Linked DNA regions of Homo sapiens: region 1 is linked to region 2. Evidence: chromatin loops called from intact Hi-C (ENCODE). Cell type or tissue: MCF 10A. All regions are shown on one strand. Each heading gives the region's core, and the rest is flanking DNA. Links, peaks and the distances in the headings are about the cores only.

What was found. Peaks named below come from ENCODE experiments on the same cell type or tissue, not always from the same donor. Only the 100,000 strongest peaks of a DNase experiment are listed, where the experiment ranks them.
Region 1: a loop joins it to region 2, with 2.4 times the contacts of the local background. A loop is called at or near these places in 1 of 110 quality-filtered maps.

What each region holds. Positions count from the first base shown.
Region 1 is chr10:34,492,051-34,496,450 of GRCh38, reverse strand. All of the region lies in intron 3 of PARD3 (par-3 family cell polarity regulator), which reads left to right. Among named protein-coding and RNA genes, the nearest start is that of PARD3, 320 kb to the left of the region's middle. In MCF 10A, for the core only: no CTCF peak of the experiment used is centred there; a DNase peak (open chromatin) is centred at 2,280.
Region 2 is chr10:34,278,765-34,283,164 of GRCh38, reverse strand. The region is part of intron 21 of PARD3 (par-3 family cell polarity regulator); the gene reads left to right. Among named protein-coding and RNA genes, the nearest start is that of LINC02629, 380 kb to the right of the region's middle. In MCF 10A, for the core only: a CTCF peak has its summit at 1,957; DNase peaks (open chromatin) are centred at 774, 2,004 and 2,454.

The DNA of each region.
Region 1 (4,400 bases), core at 297-4,296, 210 kb before region 2:
TCATTTTGTGAGCAGCCCCTGGTAATTATTACCTGGATCTTTTATCTGTCTACCTGTTATTACTGTAATTCCTTTATTTAGTAGGGGAATATTTCTATAAACAGAAACTTTTCCTTCTCAGCTATTCTTGCCAGTTACTCTGAGGTATACAGTTCATATGGAAAGTGTAGGCCAAATGCTTAATTTCATCTGTTTCTTTATCAGTTTTGTTTTTGTTTCTTTTTTTTTTTTCTTCTTCTTCCCTTTTGAGACATGGTTTTACTCTGTCACCTAGGCTGGACACCCAGTGCAGTGATGCAATCTTGGCTCGCTGCCAAGACCTCCTGGGCTCAAGCATCCTCCCATCTTAACCTCCCAAGTAGCTGGGACTACAGGCGCACACCACCATGCCCAGCTAATATTTGTATTTTTGCAGAGACAGGGTTTTGCCATATTGCCCAGGCTGGTCTCAAACTCCTGAGCTCAAGTGATCCACCCACCTTAGCTTCCCAAAGTGCTGGTATTACAGGCATGAGCCACCATGGCTAGCCTCTTCCTTTATTGGTTTCAGAAAAAATAAGTTGGTTTTCTGGGGCCACATCCTCACGGTTCATGTTTACTGTTTTTTTTTTTTTTCTTTTTAAAAGATATCATTAAGAACTCACAAACATCAACATAGTTATTACTGCAGCCGGTTGCATTATTCTTCTTACTGATGTTTCAGTTGCCCCACATTTGAATAACCAGACCCCTCTAAGCTGACTCCTGAGAGCTGTTGGTAGCAGCATCCTCACTTTCTGCTGTGACAGTGTGTTTCATGCTCTTCTAATATATTTTCTGCCCCATACCTGGAATCAGTCATTTCTCAAAGTAGCCTTGCCCCTATTAATGGGAAAGGGTATTCAGAGACCACTATTTGGAATTATTGCTTTTATTTTGCAAATGCTTAAAGTAAGTTAACATCAGGAGCACGCTGGCTCTAAATTCAGTTTTCACAGCTATGTCTGAAAATGTAGTGAGTCTACCCTTGATTATCCGAGTGATTAATCTTTCCAAGGGTACCAATAAATGTGGGTTCTCCTTGCCAATTCAGATTTTCCTTTATTTGGACTCTGATGAACTTCTTACAGAACTGTAGCCTGACGTTTCTGTGGGCACTGTGACTGTGTGTTGGATGAGGTCTTACTTGGCAGGTGTCAGAAGCAATGATGGGCAGATCTGCTTGTCTGCAGTAGGATGCCAGAACACAGTGACCACTGTGCTTGTGTTGAGTTGTGGGTTTTTGTTTGTTTTTTTTTTGCTTTTTTTGTTTATGGGTACAGATAGTTAGGAAGCAATGGTATCTCAATGAGTTTAACATTTTCTTTTGCCCCCTGCGAAATTGAGTGCCAGGAAATTGGGCTCAACCATTGTGTTGTCTTCAGTAGGCAAATTGGGTTGGGGGGCTGGAAATTGGTCACAGTCATGGTGCTAAGTTTTGAAGAGGTTTTTCCTAGTGTGGAATGTCTGAGCATGAGCTTGGTCTTCCCTGACAGTGGAATTGGCTCCAGCTTTGCAGACCTTATCAATCCTGTTACCAGTGCATCCTACATTTCATCTCCCAAAGCTGGCTTCATCAGTGATCTGTGAAGTGTGATGCAGAACCATTGAGGCATGGAAAACAAATGGGGACCTTTGATCAACATGGGGATTAGGGGAACAACAATTATTAAAAAAATATCAGGACTTAACATATCTGTATTTTATTATCTCACATTGTAAAATTTCCTATTCCTTGTATATGTTTAATAATGTTTGTATTAGTGGAATTGAGCATTTAAATGATCATTAAATAAAAGTCCTATACAGCTGCATGCTCAGAAAGATTTTCCTAACAGGGCTATGTTATCAAGAAAGTTTGGAGGCACTGGACCTGCTTTCTGGTCACTTTTTCTGCATCTTTTCTTGGGCAGTCTTTTGATCCATTCTCCAGTTTAGTCAAGTGATCGTTTAGTAATTCACATCTCTCTTCCTTCTACCTCCATGCTTAAAAACCTTCAGCAGCTTCCCAGTACGGTTAAGAATACTGGTATGTTTTGTTCAAGTGTATAAGAATTGTTTTGTGTCTTTGCAGCCTTGTCTCTTCTACCTCATGACTAGCACGCTGGGCCTCTGAATTTCTTGGATGAGTCTTCTTCCTGCTTAACTCTAGGCACTCTCTTTTCCCTTTGTCTGGTAAAACTTCTCTTTGGTGCTCTCCTGTCTAGCCTTACTTATGCCATAGGCATCTGGTCAAGTAACAGTTTCTTCAGTAGGTGTTTCCGGATTCCATAGAGTTGCTACATAATCCTGTAGTGCTGTGTATTTTTGGTGACTACGGGAGAGTAGGGAATTTGTGTGGGTTCTCTAGATCCACTGCTGTGTTGGGAAATGTTTAATAGCCGGCTCTCTGAAAACCGCAGAAACCTGGCTTTGTCACATTTTCCCATTTCCATGGTGTAAATATGAGTATTATGGCCAGATTCAGGCTACCAAATTGATGTCACTGAATGTTGAGTTGGGATGAGATGCATGGTAGCAAACTGTAATATGGTATTTCCATGATAATAGATGGAGAAGGTGCATCATGTGTGTAGATACTAATAAAATATAGTAAAATAATTCGAACGTGAAGATTTTTGAGTATTATCTTTGTTTTAATATAGTTTAGTTGGAAGTTTATGTACTATAATTTTCTTTTCTTTTTTTTCTTTTTTTTTTGAGACAGAGTTTCGCTTTTGTCGCCCAGGTTAGAGTGCAATGGCACTATCTTGGATCACTGCAGTCTCCGCCTCCCAGGTTCAAGTGATTCTACTGCTTCAGCCTCCCGAGTAGCTGGAATTACAGGTGCCTGTCACCACAGCCAGCTAATTTTTGTATTTTTAATAGAGATGGGGTTTTACCATGTTAGCCAGGCTGGTCTGGAACTCCTGACCTCAGGTGATCCGCCTGCCGTGGCCTCCCAAAATGCTGAGATTACAGGCATGAGCCACCATGCCTGGCCTGTATTATAATTTTTAATAATTTTATTTAACCATCAACTCTCAGAAATTCCTGAAAATTTAATAATTCTCTCTCATGCAATGGTAGGAGCCAGGAGTAGAGATCCCCTGTGCCACACGCAGACAGGTCACATTTTTTTGAATTGATTGAAGACATTGGAATAAGGTAATGTATGCATGTGCTTCCATTTTTGGGCATTTACTTTGCTTTGCATTATCAACTTATTCTTTTATAACTTGCATGTCTTGCATTGTACTAGCTTTTATATGAGGAGAAGTATGTATCACAGAGGGAAATATGCACAAATGCAGCCAGATACTCAACACCACTCCAGTAGTGCAACTGATTGACTAAGGCATTAACATTGATCTAATGAAGTTCAGTGGCAGGTGGTTGGCTCAGAAAAATGAATTATAATACATTAATCTTGCTTTGTGGATATACAAGGTAGACAGAAAAAATGGTAAACACTTTCGTTCTTGGAATTCCCATTTTGCTATTCATTCCCTCATTTTCCAATCATTGAGAGGTGAATTATCAGAAAAACGCTTTAGCGATATTTGCCTGCAGCTACTATATTGGTAGTTTTGACTGAATTACTTAATCGATTCGACCTAAGTTTCTAAATTGACTAAGTGTTTGACTGAAAAGATTCTTTGGAAGAAAATACAGATGATTTCACAAGATTATAGTGACATATCGTGTGAAAGTGTAGATTAAGGGTACCCAACACATTTCTGTTAATCCAAGTAAATGTTTCTGATCAGGATATAAGAGTAAATGCCATCAGGGTTACAAAAGCTGGTGTAAAATTTAGACATTTTAATAGCCATGTGGTAGGACATTTCAAATATTATTTTCTAAAGGTTAACTGTCAATATTTAGGTCCTATAAAGAAAAAGTTTTAAAATGCTTTAGAATATAGTATTTATTTTGTAAGCAATCTTTCTAGACAGAACAGCCCTTCTATATTTTATTTCCAAAAATCAAAAGCTGTTAGGGACAGAAGTTTTTAAGATAGAAGGTAAGCCCTTTTTGTTATAGATGAGGAAACTAGAGCCATGCGTGAATGTGGACAGCCTTGTTCTGTTTGAATCGGTGTTTTGAAGTGTGTGGTTTACCCTGTGAATTAAGACCTGAGCAGGTGCGAGCCTGTCTTTGCAGCAGATGATCTTCAGCCACATGCTTCGTCCTGTGCTAGCCCGTCATCCTGGATGACTCTTCTTTTTATGTTGATTCAATGTATGGTAATGTTTGCAGAGAAAACTAACGAGGCATATTAGAAATCCGTACTAATGTAGATACATTTTGTAAAATCAAATAAGATTGATCACCATCCCTACTTAATTCAGAGCAAAGGAAGGGAATCTAATTTTTCTCTTTTTCCACACCTCGTTTGC
Region 2 (4,400 bases), core at 145-4,144:
TACTTAATGAATGAAATAACTAAAAATAGTATCCTACAACAGTTTTATTTAAAAGAGATTAGTGTTTGGGTATTTTTTCATTCATCCTTCTAATACCTCTGAGGTTTTTCTTGAATAGAATGGTTACTCTGAGTCTCTGTAGCTTTTCAGGGTAGAAAATGTATGTGGGAAAAAATATGGATTTTAAATTTATGAAGCAAGACGGCTGGTTCCTCCTCAATTTTTATTTTTAAAAAATCATTTCACCTTGCTTTGTAGGACTCTTTCTAATCCTCATCAATTTTGGGATTCCCAAACTTATTAGTAAATTCACTATTTTTGGGTTTGGGTGCATAGTGTTCCTTAGTGTGTGTGCCATAGCATTTAGTGACTCAGAAGTATAAACTTCTATCCTAGAAGAGTTTCTTCTCCCTAAAGGAGGAGACTATACCAGGTAAATGTGTGAACTCAGATTCATCCACAGGCAAATATGTAATTTACTTAGAGAGTAATCTGAGCGACAGAAACATTATACCTCCCCTATATCTTGATACCTGCCACAGGGGATAGATAGCTTCATTAATCCTGTACTATTTTTCATCTTCTAAACATTTCTTCCTTGCAGTTTAAGGTGACTGCTATGTTTCCATGCAGAATTCTATCAACATTTTCCAAAATACTTTTATGATGCTTAGTCAAATATTTCCAGCCAAACAATGATTTTTACATAATGGTTTCACTTGTATTATTAATTTGCCTAAGGCACAGTTCACTTCTCAGTTTTGCTTTTAATTTCCATCTCTGTACCTCTAATGATGCAATACTTCTGGGAACTAGGTTGATCATAATGAATTTACAATGTACAGGAGGCCTAAAATAAAAATCTTTCAGGGTCAAGGAATAAGTGAATGGTCCATTAAAAAGTCAATTAGGCTCATAATTTAAGAAAATTATTATACTTTGACTTTGTATTTCAATAACAACTTTTTGCAAGTATGTTTTATTTAAACTTATGGATTTTGTAATAGAGCAAGTGAATGCAAGAAACGGACTGAACTAGGAGGTGGAGTAGGTTTGGCACTTGTATTTTAATAGGGCAAGCATTCTTCCATATGTCGTTCTTTCTGTTCTGTCTGTGGTATTGGCAGTGTTCTTTTTGAGAATGGAAACTGCAGCTTCCTTGAAAAAATTTTGACTGGAGTAATCAATAAAAATAAATAAACCACTACTTATATTCTCCTTACAACCTTTCCCTCACTGCTGACTAGTAGTGAAATACCTCTCGGGATATTATTTACCACTGTAGCTATTTGAATTCCAAAAATTATTTTGGCTAATTCCATATAAAAATAGAAAACCCAACATTCCCCCATGAGTTATGATTGTCCACAAACCAGAACTTTTTTTGCCTGTGTACATCTGGGAATCTTGAATATTGCTCAAGATATAAATATTGAAAAACTAAAAGGGCTATGAATATAATTTTAAATGTTTTTTCTTCAATGTTAAGATCTATTTAGATGGTGACAATATACTAGATTGTTCTGAGCCGGGTCCAAGATTAAGTTTGACTTCATTCTTGCTAACTTCCTTCCCTTTCTGTCACTTGCTACCAACACTGTGAGGTTGGGTCTTGAGTAAATGCCATCCATATGGGAGAAATGGACTAGGAAGATCACTGTATGGATCTGTGCTCTGCTCTACTAGCCCTGCCCTGCCTCAGACTAGAGCCTCCATGAGTATGGTCTTCTTGAGAAGCGGGGAGTCTGGGCGTGATACCAAGGGGGAAGTTAACAGGTTTTCCGACATGCTATTTTTGACTTCTCATTCTGGAGCACTGAACCTAGGTACCCTATTTTTTCAGAGATGCTGTTGGCTACATTGGAGACAGACTGAGAAACTAAGCAAAAATGTGAATTCAGTGCTTCGTGCCTCTGACTTGTGTTTCAGGCATGCCTAGGGACAGCGCCTCTACTGGCTCATTTCCACCACATGAAAGGTTTAGGCTCCAAACTCAAAACAGAACATGTTCCAATTAAGTGATCTACGTAACTTCAGGTCTACTTAGCCTCCCATACAAAGCCCCGTGATAGATTTCTCTGTCGACCAAGCATCACACGTTGGCTTTCTGTTGTTTTTGCTCCAGTGATACCTCCATGTATTTTTAAATGGTAGTATATACACTATGTGGTACAGGATTGCCCAGTGTTCAGCAGCAGAGAATGTGTTCTGTTTACAAGTATGTTTGAGAAACACTTGTTTAAACCAGTATATGCGTATCTTTCTACTCTGTTATTTCTCAAAATTCTACCAAGTTCATGTGCATTATGAGTCACCAAGATAGGAACAGAGAGTCACCATTCTCCAAACTTATTTATTCTCAAAACATCCTCTCAACCCCTCACTTTTTGCTTTTCCTGGAATACTGACATCCCACAACATTCTGAGTCACTGGGGAAATACCAAGGGCAAGTAAAGACCGTTGACTCCTGGTTCAGCGGTGTTCAGCTTACTCCTCTAACTGGCTGTGGAAACCGGAGTTGATTGTTTTCCAGAACTGCGAGCAAGTTTAAAGCAGTGTTGTAACCTGTCTCTACTTTCTGGCTTCTGTTTTGTGGACTTATGAAAGTGCGTGCTTACCACTGCTCCTCCTTTTTCAGTTTTCTCTTTCCCACCTTTCTCACTTGTTTAAAAAATGTACCTTTTTAAGCTCTAGTTCTAAGTTTATTCTAATACTAAAAACTACAGAAAAATTTGGGAGAAACCCATAAAATTACAATCAGAAAACAAAAATTTATCTGTATTAACACACTGTTAACATACTGGTCTGTGCTAATCATTTTTTTTCCTATAAAGTACACATTTTCCACACCTATGTACTTTTAAGAAGTTGACATCTATTTTCATTTTTATTTATTTTGCATTTTTATGCATTCTTAGAAAATCATATTAAATGTTTTCTGGATCACGGTCAGGTCTGTGTGAACAGACAAATGGGAAAGAGGGACAGAAAGAAGGAAAGATGTTCTGAAACATGAAATATTAGCTATGATATCTGGCCAAATTTCCCAACTCTCAAATAATATTCTCCTCATGTTATTCATTCTATTAAATGAGGTTTATAATGTTAGCTGGCTTGTATTTTGTAGTTATTCAGCCATTGAAAGCTATTACAATATTATTATCTATATCTGCATAGTAAGTTGTGCTTGGGAACATTTCCAGGGATACTGAATGCTTCTAGTGGAAATATGTAAAAGTTAATTAATTTCTTATTAAATCCTCCCAGTATAGAAGGAATATTTATAAATCTCCTTAGGAAACAGATGATCTGAAACTTTCCATTATTCAATGTTCTAATCATCTTTCAAAGCCTTGTGTTTTCAATACCAGACCGTTGAACTATCTGTGTCCTTCAGTGGGATACTCCCCATTCTTGGTGTGTCATTTTGCAAGTTTATGTGGATTTTCTGCATGCCGTTTCCTCTCTTTCTAATTTTACCAGCTGTTCTCAGTAATACCTGCTTTGGGTAATTACTTGAACTTTTTGTCATCTCAGTTGGTAGGATCCTTTTCAGCAAGTGATACATGTTTGTTTTCCTAACACTAATCTTTGCATTTAGATCACTTATTGTCATGCAAAGATTGTCTTTTAAAAATTAACCTTTTAAGAGAAACATTTTTTCTATCCTGTAGCAGCATTTTTCATGTTTCTTTGACCTCGTGAATCCTTTAGAAAAGTCAATTCTAATCAATAGGCTAAGTTTCAAGTTTTTTTAAAAAAATTTTCATTGCACAGGTAAATGAGAATTTTTAAGAATCTGTTAACCTGCTTTGTAGAACTTAACTATTTCGATAAATACTTGATTGGGTGTGTTGGCTCACACCTGTAATCCTAACACTTTGTAATCCTAACACTTTAGCAAGAGCATCACTTCAGCCCAGGAGTTCGAGGCTGCAGTGAGCTGCTGTGGTTGTGCCACTGCCCTCCAGCTTTTGTGACAGAGTGAGAGCTTGTCTCTAAAAAAAAAAAAAAAAAAAAAAGGAAAAAATATAGATGAATACTTGAGGAAAATTAAGCGTTAGGCATACTATATATCTGAAACCGATTTTATTGACAGATACTGCAAATGAAGTAGGAAAATGCAGTTTGCTTTCTGATGAGAGCTGTCCTAGATATATTTGGCTTAAGAGCATCTCTCTGCATTGGCAATAATTGTAGGTGCTTTAATATCCATGAAAGCCTGAACATTACTTGAGTGAGTATCTGTTGAGATGTGTTTGTGTCTGTTGGTTAGGGAAATATTATTCTAGTGTTTTATTAGTCAGTATAAGACAACTGGTTTTGTTGTTTCACAATATATTAAGTGTATCAGACAGTATATTAGTCTGTTCTCATGCTGCTATAAGGACATACTCGA